Regions from separate parts of the Mus musculus genome. Here regions 1 and 3 are each linked to region 2. Evidence: chromatin loops called from intact Hi-C (ENCODE). Cell type or tissue: heart. All regions are shown on one strand.

What was found. Hi-C counts contacts between places; a loop is a spot of excess contacts. Peaks named below come from ENCODE experiments on the same cell type or tissue, not always from the same donor. Only the 100,000 strongest peaks of a DNase experiment are listed, where the experiment ranks them.
Region 1: a loop joins it to region 2, with 7 times the contacts of the local background. A loop is called at or near these places in 20 of 42 quality-filtered maps.
Region 3: it touches region 2 in a loop (2.5-fold over the local background); 4 of 42 quality-filtered maps call a loop at or near these places.

Annotation. Positions count from the first base shown.
Region 1 is chr2:18,869,939-18,877,938 of GRCm38, forward strand. Pip4k2a (phosphatidylinositol-5-phosphate 4-kinase, type II, alpha) reads right to left here. Exons shown (of 10, transcript NM_008845.4): 5 at 2,346-2,492. It overlaps Gm33534 (a long non-coding RNA gene), which reads right to left. Exons shown (of 2, transcript XR_374031.3): 1 at 4,912-8,000; 2 at 3,446-4,302. Among named protein-coding and RNA genes, the nearest start is that of Gm33534, 5.1 kb to the right of the region's middle. In heart, a CTCF peak has its summit at 3,023 (motif pointing right); a DNase peak (open chromatin) is centred at 3,023.
Region 2 is chr2:19,341,095-19,349,094 of GRCm38, forward strand. 4930447M23Rik (RIKEN cDNA 4930447M23 gene) reads left to right here and starts at 3,223. Exons shown (of 4, transcript NR_126563.1): 1 at 3,223-4,025; 2 at 6,471-6,593; 3 at 7,420-7,517. In heart, a CTCF peak has its summit at 3,743 (motif pointing left); DNase peaks (open chromatin) are centred at 3,197 and 3,707; H3K4me3 peaks cover 571 bases; H3K27ac peaks cover 504 bases.
Region 3 is chr2:18,351,762-18,359,761 of GRCm38, forward strand. All of the region lies in intron 1 of Dnajc1 (DnaJ heat shock protein family (Hsp40) member C1), which reads right to left. Among named protein-coding and RNA genes, the nearest start is that of Dnajc1, 37 kb to the right of the region's middle. In heart, CTCF peaks have their summits at 1,054 (motif pointing right) and 3,737 (motif pointing right); no DNase peak of the experiment used is centred here.

The DNA of each region.
Region 1 (8,000 bases), 470 kb before region 2:
TTCCAGCATGGCTGATGGGACTTTGAGGTCAGTGGTAATGGGCTACCAAATGAAAACCAGACTTTTGGAAAACTGTATCTGCCCTCAGGTTCCCATGCATGGAAGGCTTTCTATGTGACCAGTAGGGATGGTCACATGATTTTTGATACTCTGTAATTCAATATGTCAACATTAAGAGAACCTGTGTTAATTAAGGAACCGCTATGTCTCCAGTGAAACAGGTATGACTATAAAACCACACACTGGGACCAGTGCTTGCAACTGACCACGGGTATTAATGAACAGGGTACAAATGCTCCAGGCTAACTAAGATAGCACTGACATTAAGTCTTGGTGTGTTATTAAAGAATATCTACAATTACTCCCCAAACTCCACATCTCTCCTTCCCAACTACACATTTGTGTGGACTCAGCTGTTTTTCCCAGTTACTCATGCAAATACCGCTAAGTATTGACAGCAGGATCGGACAGGACATTTCAACTGTCCCTAATGAATCCACACAGTACAGAGCCCTGAAATCAGGGGCAGGAGAGGACTAGGAGGGAAGGAGGCGTCGGGAGGAGTGCACCATATACAAACACGAAAGCCAAAGGACACATTTAACTAAAACAAAATGTAAAGCCATGGGGGTGAGCTGTGTGAGGGGAGGAAGGGGTGCAGAATTCCAGATGTGAGGTGAATAAATAAATTAATTAATTAATAGAAAGAACTGTAAAACCATGAGGCTTGACTCACTAATATTTTGCTTTTGAAAAATACAGCTGTCATAAAAATTCATTAATATGTAGTAGTTTAATATTATTTAAAATAACTATAAATATCAATAGTTTAGTGTTTCTCATAAATTTCTTTCAAGCAAAGATTTATTCTTATTTATATGTAAGGGAATACAAGGGAGCCTATATATTTATATGTAAGGGTTTATGGGGGCGACCAGAAGAGGGTGTCAGACCCCCTGGAAGTGGGAGTTAAAGGTGGTTATGAGCCGCCAGATCCTGGGAACTAAATTCGTGTCCTCTGGAAGAGCAGCAAGTACTCTTAACTGCAGAGCCATCTCTCCAGCCCTGCTTCTATTTCTAATACTGTAGATATCTAGACATAACCAACAGAAGGCAAAGCTTTTTAGGGTGCTCTTTTGTGCATGTGAATGAATCCTAAGATTAAACAAAACAAAACAACCAACCAACCAACCAACCAACCAAACAAACAAACAAACAAAAAACCAAAATCCTTAGAACTGAGTACCACAGATCAGGGGAAGATGAACTTTTTCAGGGTCAGAGAGTAAATATCTTAGCCTCATGGTCCATACAGTATCTCTGGTCACTGCTCACGGTGCCCCGTACAGTGTGAGAGCATAGATAACACAGAAACCATGCACGTGATGACACAGCAACAGAACTTTATAAAGATGCAACCCCTCTTGGTCTTGGCATACATACACTGTCAGAGTTGGCTGTCTAAAAGTCAGGTCATGTCACTGAATTCAGAATTCTCCAGTGGTCTCATTTTAAATTGTTGGTATGTCTGATCTCAGGCTTTTCCCTTTGTCATTTCTCTTGAGATGGGACCAATGCCACCCTTCCAGATGCACCTTACCTAACATCCTAGCTGGAAATGTATGCCTTGGTAGGCCTGGTGGTACAGGCCTGTGGTCCCAGGCACTAGGCAAGCTGAGGCAAGGTGTTAACACTCAAGGTCTGTGTTGGCTTCTGGATGAGTTCAATGCTAGCCTGGGCTAACCTTGTCTCAAAATAAGAGGAAAACTGGCTGAGATTGTGGCTTAGTAGTAGAGTGCTTGTTTACTGTTAATAAAAACTAGTGTGACGTTCCCCCCGTTCATTTCCATCCACAGCGCTCATTATTTATCAATAATAATCAATAATAATGATAGTAATCATCCCTACTTAAAGATCTGTTCGGTTTTCTTTTATCATCGTATGTGTGTGTTTTATGCACGTGAAGTAGAGGACAGGAGGCCAACTTCTGGGAACCAATTCTTTCCTTCTAGCCTGGATTCTGAAGAGTGACCTTGGGCTATGAGGCTTAGGGGGCAAGTGCCCCCAGTTTACCTGCTGGGCCACCTTGCTGTCCCTGGTCTGTTTAACTCATAAACTATCCCCAGCACTTAGCTACTACATGGCATGTGGTACTACATGGCATGTGGCTGACATGCTTGTAATAACATGGGCTGCTTAATCCTACGTGCTGGCAACTGCCTGCTAGATTCAAGCTCTTGAAGCACCCTGACCATTTTGTTCACATGATAACATAAACAATATGGGCGAGTAGGCTTGTGCAAATGAACGTGAAACTTATTGAAAATTATCAAAGTCAACCTCACCTTTAAGTCGTATTTCCTATATACAGATAGCCGGTGGCTGAACACATTCCTTGTAACAATCACATATATTTCCACTCCATCGACATTAAGCCGGTACATTCCCAAGAACTGAGGAAGAAGTGTGACCCCATGACATTCCACTATATACTGTATAGGAGAGAGAGAAAGGAAAAGTAGCTGTCAAAACGTGGTGTATCGTTTATATAAAGTAGAAATGTCCAATTCTTGAGGTTTTATTTTCGGAAAACATTTAAGCTGCTTTATGCTGCTCACCTATCAGATCTGTGTTCTCTCTCTATATATAAATCTGAACATTTAATCTTACCACTAAAGATATTCTTTTCCTAGTAGCCCAACTAATCTGTAATGTCAAAATTGAACACAGTGGCTCAAGGCAAGAAAGGAAACCCCTTTGAAGTGAAGGACTGTCCACCTCTGTCCTCCTCCCCCTCCCCTGAGAATGATTCACCACTAGATCAAGACCTTTGAGGGTAGTGAGGCAGAGGGTGAAGAAGAGGATGCTGGGAGTCTGGTGCTGGAAGCTTGGGTGTTCTGCTTTCCATCTTGATTTCAGTGGGTATGAAGGGGCCCTGAGTTAACGACAAGTCAGCTTTCTTTGACTAGGTGCTAGGTGCCATCAAGTCCCAGGGTTGCAAAAACACAGCATGACTTGGGTCATACGCCAATGAGCCACAAGAGGGAGCTACTTCCTCTTGGAAGTAGCCATTGATAAACTACCACAGGGACCTTTAAAATGGGTGTGTGTGTGTGAGTGTGTGTGTGTGTCTAAATGAGCCTTTTGTGTGTGTGTGTCTAAATGAGCCCATGACACAGATTAAACCTCCAGCATAGTACCAACACCCCAAATCCAATGTTGTAAACACCCTACCCATTTGCCTGCACCAGATGCCTGGAAGGATGACTACCAATGTTTTAAGGGTTGTATTTTGGATTATTCTGGGGAGTGTGCCTGTGTGCATGTGCATGTGTATTGCATACATGTACCTCAGTGCTGAGGTTACAGGTACACGCTCCCATGCTTGGCTTTTTACATGGGCATCGGGGATTCAAACTTGATCTTTACAAAACAAGTCACAGAGTCATCTCTTTAACCCCTATTTTGAGTCTTTAAAAAGGGTTACACTGTTTGATTTAAACAACAACAACAACAACAACAACAACACTTTAACAAAAACATTCTAATTGGATTTTTTAGTGATAAACATTATTAGTAATCAACTCTAGGAATATTTAATTAGCGAAAGAAGAAAAAAGTTCTCAATCTTGCTCATTGGAGCTACACAGCATCTGTCACTGCAGCTGGTTTTAGTTCTGCAGTCCTGACAGATGTCCAAGATGCTTCAGATTTCCCCTGCCTTACAGGTAACAGCTGAGATGTATATTTGAGCTCAGTCTATTTTTTTTTTTCCCACGGAGTTTCTCCTCAGCTTGTTACTTGAAATCAGATGAGTGGAGCTTAATTTCAAACCAATAAATGGACTTGAGGTTTGCTAATGCACAACAGGTGGTTAATAGTTCTCGGTTGAAAAGGAAATTTCCCACAGCAATTGAAGGGATTAAAAAGTGTGTTGTTTGCCAGTAGTAGAAGGTGGATGAGCAGTCTTAGTTTCATCTTCCAGAAACTGAGTACCCAAACAGCTGTGAGGATGGCAAGTTAGAGGATGTCAAAAGACCCCACACCAGTCTGTACTGAACACTTATCAATGACGTGATGTTAGCTGTCACTCAAGACCTAGGTAGGAAACTGGAACATCACACCGATCTCTCCCTTGCTTGGAACGTCTAACAGTCAAGTCTGCTCTGCGGCTCACTCTACGGCAAGCATCATCTTGCATACCTGGATTTTTCCCTTGAGGCCGGTACTGGCTGATCAACTCCTCCACTCACATTCTTATCCTTGATAAAGCACATGACCTTTCAGCCAAAGGGTCCATCCCTAGTACCACAAACAACAAGGAATGCCAAGATGGAGATCTGTACACAGCCACAGACAGCCTGGCTCACCGTGGTACCACCCATAGTGACCAATGCTAAGGAGCAGTACTCGGGGAACTGACAAGCTTCAGTTTTGGAAATATGCCCACACAGGTTATACACTACAATTTCCTTGCCTCCAGAGTAGATAGTGGGGCACAAACAATCAACTCGGATGCATTTTGTTCACGAGTGTCAGCTGTACTTACTTTTCCCATGGGGCTCTTTGATGAACACAGATGAAATGAACTTCCAACTCCCGAGTGTATAAACAAACGAGCCCACAAATTATATCAAAGCCTGTCTTTTACCGTATCAGCGTTGCCAAACTGCATTTGATACTATTAGTCTAGAAAGACCTAAGGACCAGGAGTTCTGAAGGAGAGAACATTCTACCCACTGGCTGGAGTTCTGGATGGGGATCTGAGAGAGCGCCATAGCTGCGCAGTGCGGGTGCTGAAGCAAGGGCACTGCTGCCTGTTCTCAACTTGCCAGGTTCCTGTCTGGCTTCTTCCTCCATTGTGTGCCTACACATATGGCTCAGAGCCTCAACAAAAGTCATTCTTCTCACCTTCCCACTCCACACGATATGTAGGCACCTCATCTCCCCCATTCATTCTCTGCAGCCCAGAAGCTTATCATTCCAGCCAACAGTCATCTTTCCAGGTTTAGTCACATAGGATTCTCTACTCAGTCAAGTAGCATCTTTGCACACGATAAGCTCCGTGAAGAGACCCCGTTTCTATTTTGTTCATGATCAAATCCCAGCACGTGTGTCTAGCATGTCAAGAGCATTTGATGAATAAACACAATGAGCAAATTCAGAAAACAGAGGGCTGGAGAGATGGTTCACTGGTTAAGTGTGCTTGGTGCTCTTCCAGAGGACCCAAGCTAGATTCCCTGCACCCACATGGCATCTAACAGTTATCTGTGACTTCAGTTCCAGGGGTTCAGGCATTCTCTTTTGGCTTCTGTGGGTACCAGGCATGCACAGGGTGCAAAGACACACAAGCAGGCAAAACACCCATACACTAAAAAAAAAAAAAAAAGAGAAATGACCCCAGGTACATCTTACAAATACTCTGCCGTATACACTACAAACAAACTCTTTGTTCACAATTGCATTAGGATTCTTACTTAACTTGGCATTAGAAATCTGAATGTTCTAGATTTTGGAAGCAGGGGTGCTAAAGTCCAACTTGATTTATAAACGAGGGGGAATGCTCAGGAATCTCTTGATGACATAATAAATAAAGCACATCCTATAAGGAAAACGAAGGTTTGTGTCAGCCACAGGAGGACAGAGCGTCTCAGCTTCACCTTCGGTAACTCTGCAGCCCAGAGTTACATGAGTAACTCAAGGGAGAAAAGGTTTACATGGCTCACTGTTCCAGGTTACAGTCCATCACTGCGGGGAAGTCAAGGCAGCAGGAAGAGGAAGTGATTAGCCATACCCGACTCACTCTAAAGCAGAGAGCAATGAATGAATGAATGAATGATTGAATGAATGCACACACACATGCATGCATGCATGCATGCTAGCCTGCATATCACTTTATCCACTTCACAATTCAGGATTCCCTGCCTAGGTAATGGTGCCACCCATAGTGGGTGAGTCTTCCCTCTAAGCACTCACTACTAGGCGCTCTCACAGACATGCCCACAGGCCAACCTAATCTAGATAGTGTCTTACTGAGACTGCATTCCGAGGTCATCCTACACTGTGACAAGCTGACAACTGAAACTAACCATTCTAGAAGTATCACAGAACATGGTCAAAGAATATGGAAACTGCTATCCCATGGTTAACTCTGGTTAACTCTGGTTAACCATCCCATGGACAACTCTGGTAAGAGCCACAGCTTACATGTTGTACAGCTATGTTGCTGAGGAAAACTGCTCAGTATGCTCTCATTCTGGGCATTGTAGGTATCATGTGAAGATTGCATGTGCAAGGAAAGGCAGCTGAGTCACAGACCATTGGATGACTTATACAGAATTAATGCTGGAAAATTTCCCAATTTCTCCAAGTATGTAAAAACTTACTAAGATGGCAAATGATGACCTTGCAAGCCACAGGATGATGTAGAAAAATCCATGGGTACCTCCTTTCCCTCTCCATCCTTGCTTTTTTTCACAGTGACTAGGAAGGAAACTTCTGTCCTCCACAGGAACTAGGGAGAAACCTGGTGCTTTTGAGCTGCCCTGTGCTAGGTGGGTGTGGTGGTACACATCTCTAGGAAGGCTGAATCGTGAAGACTGAGTTCAAGGTCAGTTTGGGCGATGTAGTGAGACCTGTCCTTACAAAAACAAAACAAACAAAACAAAAACCAATGTTCTAGGCTGAAGACTGAATATAAAGACAGAGAGCCTCAGAGAACAAAGACCAAAATGTGCAGAGGGAGAAGACTTAGCAGGGAGGGAGTAAGAGGAAACATGGGCTGGAGAGATGGCTCGGCGGTTAAAAGTGCTGCACTGACTGCTCTTCCAGAGGCCCGAAGTTCAATTCCCAGTAAGCACATGGTGGCTCACAACCATCTGTAATGGGATATGATGCCCTCTTCTGGTGTGTCTGAAGACAGCAACAGTGTACTCACATACATAAAGTAAATATTATATATTTTTTCTTTTTACAAAAAAGGAGAGGAAACAAGAGGGGGAGAACCCCCAAAAGAACCAGGGGACCTCACCTAAAACATTCTCAGGGAAATGGTTACACAGAGACATAGTTTTTTATGGTGTGCATGCCTGCATACATGCGTGTTACAGGCATAAGCATGCCTTGGTGTGGAGGCAGAGGTGCAGCATCTCTCCTTTGGATCCTTGAGGCAGGGTCTCCCGAGCACAGTTGGGTACCAGGCTAGCTGGCTGGCACACTTCTGAGGATTCTCCCCTCTGCACCTTCCACCTTGCCAGGATTATAGAGAAGTGCCTTCCCATCTGGCTTTTCATGGGTTCTGAGGATGCAGCTCAGGAATACAAGCTTACACAGCAGGCTCTTTGTCCACTGAGACTTTTTGCTAGTCCAGCTAATGGTCACATCACATTTTAAACAAATGGCAGGAGTTCCCTGTTTCAAGGAATATCTGTAAGGTATTTTCATAAACGAATAATGCTCCGTATATGTACCAGGTAAGACAATGTCTTATAGATATAAAATTTATATTCAAAATTTATTGCTCCATTCTTCTACTTTTAGGTAACAGCTAAGAACTTCCCTTTAAAGACTTCAGGTGAATTAGGAAAATAATTTGTTCAAACGCTTCAAGAACAACAAGCAGGTGTACTGGATACCACATGCCATGATTTTTTTCTTTAGTATCTATTGTTTAGTGCCTTTAAAAAAATGAGTCAAAACATCTTTAGCATCCAATCATTCCTACCACTGTTTACAGGTACAGGGACAATGTGAGGAGTCTTTTATTTTTTCTCTTCTTTATGCTTAATTTCCACATTAAAATATAGAAAAGTAGTCAGGTATGGTGGTACACACCTGTTATCCCCACACTTGGGAAGTGAAACCTTGAGTTTGAGGTTAGAATGGGCTACATTACATCTGAGGTGCCATCTATACAAAGGTTGAGAGGGCTGCTCCCAGTGGCTACTCAAAGCTGGCATTCTCTGGGAGGTATTTCTTGATGGGCCCAGGTGCTAACCATT
Region 2 (8,000 bases):
TCTTTCAGTAAGTTTTCTGGTCTTCTCCTCATGCTGTCAACCCATCCTATCTCTTCAAGGGCTTCTGGGTAACCACTGATGAGCGGAGAGCTAAGGAGCTTGCAAGATCACCAGTAGAGCTGTGCTGGCACCTGGCTGACGAGGTTTGGTCTTTTGCTGTGTATTATAATGCTAAGTGCGGGTACCCAAGACCTGGTTGCCCCAGAGACAAGAGAGTCTGCACTAGGCCTAAGTGACACAGTGAGCCTGCCCGTAAGTTATTTTTGATTAGTGAATAAAGGCGCAGCCAGCCAATAACTGGGCAGGTGAGACACAGGCGGAGTTTAGAGTTCCCTGGTTTGGGATCAGAAGAGAACCACAAGATGGGAAGAAGGTGAGGAAGAAGAGAAAGATGCCATGGTTTAGGAGTCAAGACAACGTGGCCCTAAGGGATAGTCGGTTGGAGTTAAGAATAACTCAGATAAAACATAGTAAGTAACAACTCACAGTTCTCAATAGGAAATAGATTTTAGTAGCATAGAGGGTTGATCCTGCCCAGCTCTTGTGCTGTTTAAGGATTATTGTAAATATAAAGGTTGTGCTTGTGTGTTTTATCCAGGAAATGAGTGATCAAGGTGGGGTAGAAACATTGACTTGGGATTAAACATTTCTACACTGCCTGGCTTTCCTTGTTGTTGTTTGTCTTTTAAAGGAATGCAGCCCTGTGGTTCCAGCTTCACTGACCATGCCTTCTATGTATCTTCTGGCATTTCTTCTAACTCCAAGTTTCTATAAATTTCATATTTTACAGATCATCAGATTTCATACTGACTGCTTTGCTGGGACAGGCAGGCAGGCTGTTCTAGAACACTCTATGTGTTCTAGAAAAGCTGTGAAGAGCCAGGGACATTGAGACCCCTGTACAATCAATACAGGCTCCCTGGCAAGTTCATAAAACTCTGAGAAAACTGCAGATTCCCAGCATGCAAAGTTCTCAGAGATTCCTCAAAAGGGAGACAAAGAACTTAACTGGTTGGCCAGGGATTTCAGGCAGGAGGCTGCTCCTTCCCTTCCTCAGCTCCATCACCTCATTGAGAAAGTCCTCTGATCCCAAAAGCCCAGCAGGAAATGCTCCATTCTCTCCTGATAGAAAACAGTGGTTCCCAGTAAGCGGTGGGATTTTAAAATGGCTTCCGTGACTGTCTTTCTTTTGTGATCTTCTGTGTGTTCTATAGGAAATAATAGTTCTTTATATTTAGTAGAAAATTGAACATTTTTCTGAGTACTTTTACTACTTCTTTTGGAAATATATTTTCGTGAGAATATTTATATTGTTCATACATGTGATAGGTTTATTATTATCATCTTGAATGATTAGTAATTATCTGTGAGCTGTAGAGCAGTCTAGAGCACTTACCTAGAATGCAAAGAGCCTTGGGTTTGATTCTTAGCACTGCCAATTTGTTGTTGTTGTTGAGACAGTGTCTTTTATTAAACTTAGGTCTTGTCCATTTGGCTAGGCTGGCTAGCCATTAAGCTCCAGTTGCCCATCTGCCTCTGCCTTCCTAGGCCCTAGTCTGGGATTAAGGCTGTACATGGCTGCATTCTAGATTTGTGAAGATGCTGTGAACCTGAAGGATCTGAACCCAGGTCCTTGTGCTTGCATGGAAGGCACTTTATTGACTGAGCCTCCTCCCCCGGCCTGACAATCTTTTAATGTAAAGTTTCAATATTGGGACTTCCCTGTTTTAATTTTATAATATAGGAAATAAAGACAGATAAAAGCTACAGAGGCAACCCGAGGCAATTTCTCAGGTAAAAATCTTCACTTAGTAGGTAAATGGTCAGAACAGGCATTAGGACCTCCATTTGCATCTCTATAAGTCCTGTAAAAAGTTGGGTGTGCAGAGTATCTGCCTGAATGCTAGGGCAAGGAGACAAGAGTCCCTGGAACTTTCTTGGTCAGTTGGTCAAGCCAATCTATATGCACTAGGTTCAGTGAGAGACCATGTTTCAAACTACAAGGTGAAGAGTGAGGGACAAAGATACTGATGTAGGTCTCTGTACACACACACACCACCAGCCCATTCACCTGCTCACCCATCTGCTCACCCACATACATACACACACACTTATGGGACACACTTTGCTGTCACACTTTGCTGTCAAGTAGAAAACATAGCCTTCATCTCAAAGAGAAGAGATAGTTTATTTTGGAGACAAATATGAGTAACCATGGCCTGGGAACACCGATTTAGGTTACTTTAGATTCCATGTTGCAATATGACAGCAGATTCATGAAGTTTTTTTATAGTAACACAACAAAAGAAAGTCATAACTCAAGACATTTTTCATGAATTAGGTACTTACCGAAAAGTGGGACATTTCTGCTATAGGCTTCAAATGCTATAGGTTTCAAATGGTATCTGCTGAGCCTCATGGCTTCTGAATCAGTGGAAGCCAGAGACCTGATAGCACATTCTAAAATGATTTACCTAATAGTTACAGGATGTTTTCAGAACAGGCAAAAAAATTGACTATTTAGGGCACCAAAGTAGTCCAAGATAATTTGCCTCAGGGCTTAAAACACTCCAATCACAGTAGTCTGTTGTAACTAATTAATCATTTCTGTAAAAAAGGTCAATGGAGATTGTAGGTTTTTTTCTGAGAAACTTGGTTAAAACACACACACACTATACAGGGGTCCTAATGTCAAGATATTTAAGAACTCCATTCATGGATGACAAAGAGGTATTTGGAAATAGATTCTTAAATTTGGGCTCACTGGACAGACATGAATTTTAGTCAAGCTACAGGCTCTGCAGTTGCAAGATCTGGGCTCAGAAGTCAGCCTTTGCTGCTTGCGAAGTGTCTTTGGGTGAGTCACTTCACCTCTGTGACAGAGATAATTCCAGTTCCTTCCCCATGCCACTTGAATGTTAGAGGTTACATCTCTACCCCAAATACAGGAAGAGCTTGCAAAATATTACCCATTCTTGTTGGACTGACATATTTTTAAATGGAAAACAAAAACCAACCACTTACTTCCTTTTCCATTATCTCAAAGTTTTACATAATCAGTAATAAAATGTGATCGTGAAGCAGCTGGGAGTCATTACTACCAGGCCCACCTTCTCTTGCCTCATGGCCTGCTGACGTCAAAATGAGGCCTTGTTTGCCAGGAGGATGGATGTTCATGGTCAAGGCAAGTTGTGACTTTAAAGTGACAACAAAGAAAGGGTAAGTTTGCAGGCTGGCAAACAGGCTGGGAAAGCCCTTGAGAGACTCAGACAGCTCACGCCATACTTCAGACTTCATAGACCTGGGAGACATCCAGCTTTCTCCCCCAGAGAAGCCGCAGCCTGGTCCCTTCCCCTGCCACACCATCTGGTCCACAGAAACACCAGACTTCCGTGTCTCTCGGCCCTATAAAAAGCGACATTCCTTTTCCTGTCTCCTCTCCACCCGTCCCTCCCACCCACCCGGCTCTCCTCTCTCCTTGCCTTTGGTCTTCCTGTCTTATCCCTTCTCTCCTGCCAATCACTCCCTTTCTTCTCAACACTCCTCCTACATCTCCCCTCTGTGCACTTGCAGTGCTATTCTTTATCTAACCATGAAAACATCCTCGAAGGGCTTCTAGAACATTCGTATGTCTGGAGGAGTTAGAGTCCTCCAGCGCTGGGGTTGGCAATTCTGCCTCCTTAGCGTCCAGGATAGACGAAGCATTTATTCCGAGGCTTTGTGCGCCCTCTTGTGGTTTCTCCGTCATGCCAACTCCCGCAGACAATGGCTGCTTTGTCCAGAAGAGATGATGATTTAGATGACAACCTGGCTTAAACCTCAGAAACCTTCAATCTCTCCTTCTTCAAACAGTTTTTATTAGAAGGATGGCTGTGAAAAATGAAGCCCTTATGCACAAAGCCACCGCGTTTCACTGCGATGTTCACCTGGCCTATGAAGATCTCCGGACACAAAACCAGGCAACAAAATCAGGATGCAACAAGATGGAGGGGCAAAGCACAGAAGCGGAGTGGGCCCTGCCGTAGGTGAGGGTTGCCATCCTCTTACACCTGCCGCTTCATGCTTGAGCTCAGGTTAGAACACTTGTGAGATGATTTCTCTATTCTAAATCTGACAGTAATCCCTCGCGGGGGGGGGGGGCGGGGGGGGGAAGATGCACCTGGCCAGACTGCTAGGCTGGCTCAGAAGGTCCCAGAATGACTATAGGCAGTTTTTGGCTCCTATGATTGCTGGACATCTCTCCCCATCCCTTTCTCCTCCCCTTCTCCCTCCCCTCTCTCTCCCTTTCCTTTCCTCCCTCTCCTCCTCTTCCTCTTCGTCCTGCTCCCCACTCATCTCTCCCTCTTTTTCTGATCTTCTTCAACAGGATCCCACTATACAGCCCAGGCTGGCCTCAAACTCACAATCCTGCCACCCCCTTCGATTAGTGAGAATGCAAGCCTGTGCCACAGTGGCCTGTCTGTTCCAGCTGAGACCTGTTCTGTACAGTCAGCTCAGAGTGCAAACACACGCTTTAACTCATGACTTCCAAAGTCAGGTTGCCATGACCTAGAACTCTGGAAAACAGCATCATGACATCACAAAAACGAGTGCTGGCTGGGGGAAAGCAGTATGTCCTGGTATCAAGAGCTTACGCAGTCCTGCAAGGGCAGGTTATACAGATGGGAGCATTGCATGAGCTAGTGGAACACCTCCATCCATAACTGCCTGCTTGTGAGAGACCGGGGGGAGGGGGGGGGGAGATCCCACCTGGGTTTCAGGCTCAACATCAGGGTAAGGCAGGAATAGTAGTTTCACAAGTACAGGATTGAGGGTCAGAATGCCAGGTCATAAAGATATGACTACTTTGTTCTGGCAGGTTCATGTAGGCAGTAGGTATGCCTTGGTCTTCTTTGATCCATACTGATTCTTAAATTGCTCAAATCTGAGGACCTTAGGTTTCCCAGTGACAGCAGAAGGACTAAAGGGAACTTTGGCATGTCCCCAGAAAGGGCACTTTTCCATGTCTGTCCAGAAAGAAATGGAGCCAATGTGGAGAAGTCAGTGGAGACTGCTCCAGGCATGGGGTAGGGCCAGATCAAGTGATCAGGGGCTGCAGCATCCGGGGATCAAAAGTTTTCTTGGAAATTGTGTGACTTACTAACAGAAGAGAGTACGAGGCCAGAGAGAAGCCTAGCAGGCTGGGTAAAGAAAAGGTTGTCATTGAGGCAAGAGCCCTGAAAGACCAATCAAGGGTGTGACACCAACATTTAGTTTGTAATTGCACATCTGGCTTCAAGACTCCTGTCACAGTTTTATAGGGATCACTGGGAAACACGGACATGAGCATGCACTGAAAACAGAGCTGGGGGAGGGTGGGGCACAGGGTGTCCAGGGTCTGGCAGAGCACATGGAAGCAAACGGTAGGCTGGATGTCTGAGCACTGAGATGCTAATATCTGGAGCATCAAACCTGGGGTTAAGAAGCAAGGTGACCTACAATGTCTGCTTGTTTGTCTCTGATGTGCCTTACCATTATGGTGGCAATGAGTCTTGGAGAGAGCCCTGACTGGGCATCTCTCTGGGAAATTGGCCACCAACTGCCCAGTTTATTAATTATATAATTGTAATTCATCAAACAATTGCTGAGATCATTTACTAAGGCCAATGGGGTATGTTTTCCCCAGAACAGCAAGCTACCGAAAGAGAATAGAGACCCTTCCAAGTATGTACTTGTGTGGCAGAGCATTGCTTAGCGTGTGCAAGGCTGTAGCTCCCTGCCCATGTACCATACACATCCTGTATCAAAAGCACAGAGCCACATGACTAGTCCGCAGCACTGCAAGCAAACAAAGAATCTTAAAAGTTATAAAATTGTAAAATTTACCAGTTTGCTAGATATTTGCCAAACACATATTGTATAGAAGATTGTATGTGCTACTTGTATGCAGACATTATGTATTTTTGTCTTACATAAGTGAGAAAATTTGCTGCAAATTTCTCTTTCATTTGTGTTTTAGAGAGCTTTTCGTATCAGGATATATATATCTGCCACCATTTTCAACTCTGCAAAAGATAACATAGTATAATATTTTATTAATTTATCTTTTTAAAAAGTTTTTATTAGCAGATATTAACTATATTTAACAATGGGCTTCATTATGGCATTTTATGTGTGACTATAATGCAAATTGATTACATTCACTCCCATTACCCCTTCTTTTCCCAACTAGACCCCTTCTACTGTCATGATGTGTGTGTGTATGAGAGAGAGAGAGAGAGAGAGAGAGAGAGAGAGAGAGAGAGCGCACAAGCACACCAATGAGTTTCAATAGGGTTGTTTACAGGAACATGAGGGAAGGGCTATTTATAGAAGTATGGGCTCCTTATGTCACGAAAGAAATGTTTCTTCTTTGCCTAGAAACCATCAGCTGCCTGCCAGACTTTTAGGAAGGGGTGGGGCCTTGTGAACTTCTTCTCCCTCCAATGCAGGATGGTGATGAGTCCAATCTTGTGCATGTCTCGTACACAGAAGAGCTGCAAGCTCAGGAACAAAACGGCCACATCATGCACAGAAGACAGTGCCCCATGACAGATACTCCATTTCTTACTCAGGTCCTTACATTTTTATGCCCCCATCTTCCATGGTGTTTCTTGAGCCTTGCAGGGGGTGGGGGTGGGGGTCATATGGGCATTCCATTTGGGACTGAGTGCGTACCAGTTACATGTTCTGAGAACTTTGACAAGTTATGACTAACCCTTCTCTTTCCCACCCCTGCACATGTAACCTGTTGCCAAAATGTTGGTGCAAAAGCAAAATTGAACATATTTTAATTGTTGTAAAAATTTAAGTGTATATAAATGATAAATATAAGACTATTCCTGTTTATAGATATAGGTATGCTTTTAATTAATAAAAAATACTATATGCTAATTCCTCAGAATAGAGCTATTCCAATACTCTAAGTGTCCATTTTTAAGGTGAGTGAATACCAGCCATATCAAAGAACACTCAGCTATTTTTCCCATCTTACTCCATAAACTGAATATATTCAAAGTCAGTAGAATCTCTACAATATCTGAGACAAAGCACATACTATGCATATTAATTATTCTAATCTAATTAAAGAAAAACAGATTGTTTAATGACCATTGTCCAGGTTTCATGCAGCTGTTAGGTCTTATGTATATTAAACATTTGATTTTTTTTCAGTAAATCATTTATTTACTTCCTGTGTTCAATTTCAGTTCAATTGTTTTTTCCTTTTTCTTTGATATGAGATATTAAATGTATCTACACATACATTTACTTGTATACACACACATATATTAAGTGTGTGTGGGGTCAATGTTTCATCCAGCAATTGTTAGCTTGCACTAACTTAATCTGGATATCTAATGCATGATATTTAATGCATGATGTCTGTTTGGCTCATTCTAGACACCCACTCTGAGAAAACAGTTGACTTTCACTGGCCATGAGAACCATCTGGATTCTGGTGATAACTGGATCCTCCTGTTCCCAAGGCTACCCATCAAGTAGGTGTGTGGTGAGACCCAGGATTCTGTACTGATAACAGGGGGCTGGGGGCTGGGACTCTGCTGTGCAATCCACTGACGTAGGATCCGTAAACATCATCCACTTAGATAGGTCTTCTCTGTCTTTCCCAGTGTCTGTGTGCCAGATGCTGGGGCTGCTCAGTCCTGCAAAGCTCTGTCGCCAGCCTTCTAGTAGAAGAAATGTGCAAGCTGGAAGTGTCTCTTAGTCTCTTCACTGATAGCCAATGGAATGTCCATTTGAGCCAATTTGGGGGAGTTTATTAGCAGAAATGAGGTAAACACTAAATGGCAAAATGGATCACCTTCCCGTGGAAGCTGCCACCACACTATGAGGGATCAGCCTCATGAAAGGACACTCAGTTATTATTCCCTCTCACTCCATAAACAGGATATATTCAAAGTCAGCACATCAGTAAGATATTCCAGACAAAGCATCCGTAGCAAAGAGTTAAGATCTAAATG
Region 3 (8,000 bases), 990 kb before region 2:
TATAAAAAGATTTCAAACCCAACTATTCTATAATACAAGAACAATATTCCAACTAGACATGATACATTACCAAATACAAATCCCAAAATCAGGAAATAGACTACCTCTTTTTGAGCTGTTGGCTCAAAACATAGGTTGCATAAACCCCCCAAACATTACAGGCTATTATTTATTACTTTCCAATAAGACTTCACAATAAGACTCGATGATGAAGATACTCTATACGTGAGTCACAGAACTCTGGGAAGTCATGCTAGAACCTATCTGGAAGCTGCAATTCTACTGGCCATCTTTCATAGTGCTGGAACTTGCACTATGGAACTTCTGGATGCCTCAGGGCCGGGCAGAAGCAAAGTAACCAGTAGTTCTTCCCAACTCTGAGTCCTCTGAGCTACACTGACTGGCTGACAAGACATGCCCACAAGTGTGATACAAATGTTACAGGAGCAACCACCACTTTAAGGCTTCCTCCACTCTTATGTCTGACACCATTACCAGGGCCAAGAATATGTGGCTGGGTAGATCATAGGTCCTAGGGGAGAACCTACTACTATTATTCTACTAAATGGATATTGTATTAAACTGTCCCTTAAGTACTTATCTTTATAACCATAAATCAGTACATCTCTCAATCTTCATCAGAGAGGCTTACTTTTGTAGTTGATGGCAATGAACACAGAAATCAACAATTGGTCAAACTGTCGAGAATAACAGATTCCAGAATGTTCAGCTCTAAACAGGACATCTGCATCAAAAACCTGTTCTTCCAAAGGCTCAGGAAGCACAGTAGAGAGGAGGCAGAAAGACTATATGAACCAGCAGTAGTGATGCCTATCATCAAACAGTGTTTTCTGGTCATAACAGGGCAACTGCACATATGTAGTCACATTAGTTTTTACTGTATGCACAAGACCTGTGCTAGATCAAGTTAAAACAAACCAGTATATTTGAGGGAGGGGCCATGAAGTCCTCCTATTAAGAACTGATGCCTGCTGGGAAAGGAAAGCCAGTTTTCATAAGGGATACTTCCCTGAGAGCATCCCTGCACTCCAGTAGATGGCCCCATACTCATTCACATACTGGCAGCACAGTGGACTCAGTAGAATTGAGACAATGCAAAATCAGTCACTAGAAAGCGCAAATCAAAATGATATGTAGTGCTTCATGTCTAAGATGACTACAGTTTTTTTAATTCAAAATAGACTTTTTTTCATACAATAAACTCTGTTTATCGGTTTCCTCTCCTCCAACTCCTCCCAGATCCTCCCCATACTTCCCCACCAACCAAAACCCACACACTTTCTCTCTCAGTAGAGTACAGACACGCATCTAAAAAAAATAGTAAGATAAAATAAAAACAAACAAACCAGAATAGGAGAAAATAAATAGGAGTTCAGAGGTTAGGTGCATCGGGGGAGCCAAGAAAAAACACAAGAAACACATATGGTCAATGAAACACACACATTTCACACAAAAAGGACACACACCCCATCAGAAATATATGTAAAAGATTTGAAGAAGAAAAAATATTCCACACAAAGCATTGTGAAACAACAAACAAAACCCTCAAAAAATAGCATTATGGCTTTTTCTGTTGGCTTTAATGCTGGGATGGGGTCTGCCCTGAAGTATGGTTCAAAAACCCTGTGAGACTCCTCCCTTGTTGAAAACCAATTTTTCCTTCCTTTGTGAGAGGAATCAACTACAGATAGCTTCTGGGTTAAGGATGAAGGCTTGTGTCCACTTCCCCTGTCAGGCTCTGTGCATGCTGTCACAGTCTATAAACTGGATAGAATCTCTGATGATGGCTGAACAAAATACTAATCTATGAGTACAGTAGAATGTCGTTAGGAGTCTTTGTACTGCTATGTTCCTTTAGCAGAACAGTACTATTTGGTTTCCCCTGGGTCCATAACCTATCTAGTCCCAGGTTAATTGGCCACTAGAGCAGGGTGGGAATGGGTTCCATCTTATGTAATACACTTTAGTTTCAAGCAGAGAGTGGTCCCACAACTTCTGTGCCATTATTGCATCAGTGTATCCTGTAGGCAGATCATCATCATTGTAGATCACAGTGTTTGTATCTGGGTTGGTTTTAACTTTCTCCTCTGGTAATGTGCAGAGTAATTTTCAATACTGTGAACATTAGTCAGTTCTAGGTAGGGACCAGCCCAACTTCTCCATATTCAGTAAGTTATGTAGGTGTATCTTCAACAAGAGGACATTGCCATCAATGTTTGAAAACAACCAATAGCCTTGGCAATAACTTGGGTTATTTGGGGGTTTCAATGATGCCTCTGTATCCAACAACTCAATTAGATATAACCAATTTTCAACACTGAAAGTTTCATTTTGTAGACAGAGATGCCTAGTTGGGGCTTTGCCTCCTTTGTTATTTGGTAATTCCAATTTAGATTTCTTTCATACATGTATATATTTAAAGCCCCTTCTATTGTAGTAGGTTTCTATATAACCCCTAAATGGCCCTTAGTTCTAACTATCCCTTCCCATATTTCATCCTTTACCCTACCTCTTCCCTCACCCTCCCCATTTGGTTCTCCTGTTACAGTTACCCATGCCCCTGTCCACAGAAAACTATTATTCTATTTCTCCCTCCTAGAGAGATTCTTCCCTCCCCAGTAGTCCCTTAGTCTATACTTAACCTCTGTGGTTATACAGATTACAGCCTGTTATCTAAAACCTAACAGCTAACATTCACACATAAGCAAATATATACTTTTTCTGTAGTAGGCTGGCCTGATGTTGCTTGTATTCTATGCTAATACTGGTTCCACAAGAGGTGGTTGTCCCCAACGAGCAGACCATTATGTACTCAAGTGATGTCATCGTGAAACTTCTCCCCAATTTAACTGGTCAATAAAAGGTTAGAGACTGTGATTGGGCAGTGGAGAAAATGGTGAGACTGGAGGCCCGAGAGGGAATTACAGGTAGAGAGAGAGGGACAAGAAGAAGACAGTGGAGGAGGAAGCCAGCATGGACTAGAACCACATGGCCAGGAGAAAAAGAAAGTAACAAGGGTCCTCACAGCTGGGGAATAAGTTAGGATAGTCTTAGATCTGCCCAATCTAGGCATATGGCTTATAATTAAAATATCTGGATTGTGTGTCTTTTACACTGGCTTATTAGGACTGGAAAATCCACCAACAAATTGTCGCCCAACGTGGGGCTTAGAACTAAACTAACCTGAGATAAAAGTTCACCCCACCCCGACCCTCAAATATAAACAACCAGAGCTGTGTTCTAAAGCTGCAGCAAGGTCAAAAGCAAATGCTGAGTGGGTCTCAGGGTGTACAGAGAGCTATACACCCCTGCACATACCCCAAACAAAAGGCAGCATACCAGCACCGAGCTGGGATGTTAGGGGGCACCAATGTCACAACACAGTTGGAGTTCCCTTCGCCCCAGAAAAGGACCACAGACGCTGGGGTCATGGCTACTTGATACACAGCTGAAGATCAGCAGCTGAAAAATGGCTGCTAACTTTTCAAAGCCTTCTCACAGGCACATGTTTAAACAGGACAGCCAGACCTGCTCTCCAGACAGCTTGTACTGCAGGTTGCATTCTAGACAAAAACAAAAAACAAAAACAAAAAAACCCAGAAACCCCAAATAAAAAACAGCAATAGCTCAGAAGCACAGACACCTCAGTTTTTCTAGTCAGCCCCTACCTATGAATAGAAGAATCAGAAAGGACTGGAATGTCCTGAATCAAACACCAGAGGGAGACAAAGGTACAAGAAGCTCTGGATCAGGTAATAAGAACTATAAATTGATAATTCTGGGGAAAAAAAAGACATCTAAAGGTGACAAATAAAAAATACTGTGGTGGTTTGAATATTTGGCCCAGAGAGTGGCACTATTAGAATGTGTGATCTTGTTGGAGGAGGTGTAGCCTTGTGGGAAGAAATGTTTCACTGTAGGGGTAGACTTTAAGACCCTTCTCCTAGCTGCCTGGGAGACAGTCTGTTCCTGGCTTCCTTTGATGAAGATGTAGAATACTCAGCTCCTCCACTGCCATGCCTGCCTGGATGCTGCCATGCTTCCTGCCTTGATAAGAACGGACTGAACCTCAGAACCTGTAAGGCAACCCCAATTCAATGTTGTCCTTACAAGAGTTGTCTTGGTCATGGTGTCTCTTCACAGCAATGAAACCCTAACTAAGACAAATACATTCTAGATTTTATGTGATGCTATTTTGAACAGTTTGAAAGGGATAGATTTAAAGGCAACTGACAACTTGCCAGTTATCATTATTACAATCTTAAGTTTCAGTTTTATCCTAATAACCATCTTCATTTTCTATGTCTTCACAAAAAAACAAGTCCCTAAAAGAAATTCACTAGCTTTAGAAAAGGGATGTAAAGATTTTATGAAAGTGGTAAGGCAATAGAGAGAATTCAGAAAATTATAAACCCGAGTATGAAGACAGGAAGAGAAATGGGCTGAAAATTGGCAACAGGAGCTAGAAAAAGACTATAGTACAAAAAATTCAGAATTTCATAGATCAAACTTAGTAACAGAGAGATAGCAATAATATTTGGAAGCAAAGCCCAGAGGATAACTTAATAAAGTTAATAAATCAAAATAAATAAGATGTTACAATATCAGAATTACAACATAAAGAAAAATAAAAATTATGGAAGCAGGGCTTAGAATAGAAGATACAGGAATTTATAGAAAAGAATGAAGAACAGAGAGAGAAATTTAAGACTTGACAATACAGCCTAGAGGAAACACTGGAACAAAAGGTACTGGAATTTATCGCTCATGCGATAAGCAACAGAGCGAGGAAAATGAATGTTAGAGACAGGAGCTGGAAAAGATGCTAGAACAAAAGATGCAGAATTTTACAGATCAGACTGAACAGTAGAGAGAAAATAATGATATTTGGAAGCAAGGCCTGGAGGATATTTTATTAAAATTAATTGATCAAAATAAACATTAGAATATCAGAATTGCAATACAAAGTAAAATAAAATATGGAAGCAGAGCTCTGAAGAGAGGATACAAGAACTTATGGAACAAAAAGAACAAACAGCAAAAGGAAAAATGTAAGACATGGGAGCAGGCTTTGAAGAAGAGGTTACTATAATGAAGAAAATGCCAGGATGACAGAGAAACAAGCACTGGAGAGATAGGAAATATTGGCACAGCCCTTAAGAGAGAAACAATATATTAATCAAGGAAAATACTCAGGTAGAGACAGAAGATAAAATTAGAAAAAACCAACCAAAGATTATTAAAAAGCAAATTTTAGTTTATCCGGATAATATACAACAGAGACTAACAGACAATAATATTCCATTTAAATGGCAATCCATAGATATTTTACAGCTAAAAAAATTAAGGAAAATTTCACTAATTTTGGAATACATTTACCATTTGTAAAACAAGTCCTGACTTCTTAGGCTATCAAAAATAAAAATAACCCCCAAGGATGGGAAAGATATGAGAAAAGCAATATTAGAACCTGGATCATATTTACAGTAGTTCTCATGGTAGAGAAAAGAGGCTAAGGAGATAGATAGATAGCACAACAAAATAAAGTCAGAGGTATCAATTTTCTAAACATCAACTGCTTAGTGATTTTGGTCGTTTTGCTGAGATAGAGATGCAAATCAAATATGATGAAGAAACCTTGACATTATGCTGCTTGGCAGACTTAAATGCCTGGGACAAGGTAGAAGAAACAGGGAAAGGACTTAAACCATTTTCTCAGGTCATGCAAGGTCTAAAAAAAACATTCACTGACATTTTGCAAAGATTGACTTCAGCTGTAGGAAGAAATATATTGGATCCATTAATAAGAAAGGCACTAATTGAGTCTTCAGCTTTTGAAAATGTGAATGCAGAATGCAAGGAAGTAATCAGACCACTAAGGGTAAGGTCAACATGAATAGATGAATAGATTAGAAATACAGTTGATGTTAGGCCTTGTTTCCTATGACCTTAATAGGAAAAGCCACCACTAAAGGCCTTGAAACAATCCAAAATCTCAAATGTCTTAATTATGGTGAACAAGGTCATTTAAAAACAAATAAATAAATAAAATAAAATATTGCAAAGAAAACCAAATTGATTCCAAAAGGGAGCCTATGCCTCCTGGAATATGTAAGAGATGTGGCAAAAGCTGACATTGGATCAATGAATATAAATCAACAACAGACAAATGGAGTAACTCCTTATCAAAAACTCCCAGGGAGCCCTCTTGTAAACCCCAATGCCAAACAGGGAAAATTCTTTTCCACAAGACAATTAAATACAACTGCTCACTCTAAGACCAAATAGCAAAGTCAAGACAAATTCTATAGATGAACCAAGAGACCTAAAAGGGGCCCCCAAAAGTGAATATTTTGGCAAACTTCTATAGAGTATCAAAGGCCAAAGCTAAAGCTATTTATAAATTATACTGAAATTCAACGAATGGTCAACACTGTAGCAGATGTCAACATTATCTCTCCAAAATCTTGGCCTTCAGATTGGCCACTTCAAGAGGTGGACATTCAATTTCAAGAAGTTGGAACTTTAGCCCAATAAAGCAAAGCACCAGATGGCTTAAATATACAGACCTAAAGGTCAAATAAGAAAATTTAGGCCATACATGGCTGAAATAGCCATAAACTTGTGGGAAAGAGATCTGTTACAATAGAAAACAAATTAATGTCCCTTCAACTTCAGAGATAGGCCACAAAACCAGTCAGGCTCCTAAAAAAAAAAAGTTATCAAAGACAGTTACAAACTATCCAGGGTGTCCATAAACAAGATACAGCAGAGACTGACATTTCAGAGCCACAGCTGATGTGAAACACCAACAACATTACTACTAAGATGGTTAACTGGCCAACTCATTTGGATTGAATAAAAATCTATGACAGACAGAAAAAAATAATAATACAGGCACTAGAATAGCTAGTCCAAAAGCAGCTGGAGGCTCAGCATATAGAAGAGTCCAACTGAAATGGATCCAACTAAAATTATGGTACCTTTTAATAATGTGGAGATTGCCTCATTATGGACTCAAGATGTACATTGGCAAAGAGCTTGCAATAATTTTTGGGAAAGATTAACAACAAATACCCTAAAAGCAAACAACTTCAGTTTATAAAAAGAACTAATTAGATTATACCTCGTATAATAAAAAGGATTCCAATTTCTGGAGTTCAATGTAAATTGGTGCAGATAAATCAGAAAACACAGGATATAAATCAAAAGATATAGATAGTTGAGAGTTCTTATAAATGGATTCAAAAATAAAAAATATATGCAATCCTTATACTAGATTTTTTTGTTTGTTTGTTTGTTTTCGAGACAGGGTTCCTCTGTATAGCCCTGGCTGTCCTGGAACTCACTCTGTAGACCAGCCTGGCCTCGAACTCAGAAATCCGCCTGCCTCTGCCTTCCGAGTGCTGGGATTAAAGGTGTGCGCCACCACACCTGGCTTTTATATTAGATTTTTAAGAGTCTCCTTGTATAATAACTGACTCTCAATATGTAAAAAGAATTGTTTTACATATAAAGACTACTAAACTTATTCATGATTATTCTAAATTGATTTCGCTGTTTATTTTGCTACAACAAATAATCAGAAATAGGAATCATCCATTATAGATAAAACAAACATCAAATCCCATATAAGTCTGCTAGGTCCCCTGGCACAAAATAATAATAATGAAATTGATCAACTGTTGATAGAATATATACTACAAAGAAACAACAAAGATTTTTAAAAAGAATTCTCTATCTCTTAGCATTAAGCCAAGAAAATTCTGCAGAAATGTCCTACTTATTCTTTATATAACCAAACTCTATGGAAATAACCTTGAAGATACCCAAAGAAATAAAATTTGGCAAATGGGTATGTTCTATTTTACAGAGCTTGGTAAACTAAATTACATGCATCATACAATAGGCATATATTCAGGAGTTCAATGGACAAATGAAGCTGTTTTAGCTTCTGAAAAGGGTGATTCTATAATTAC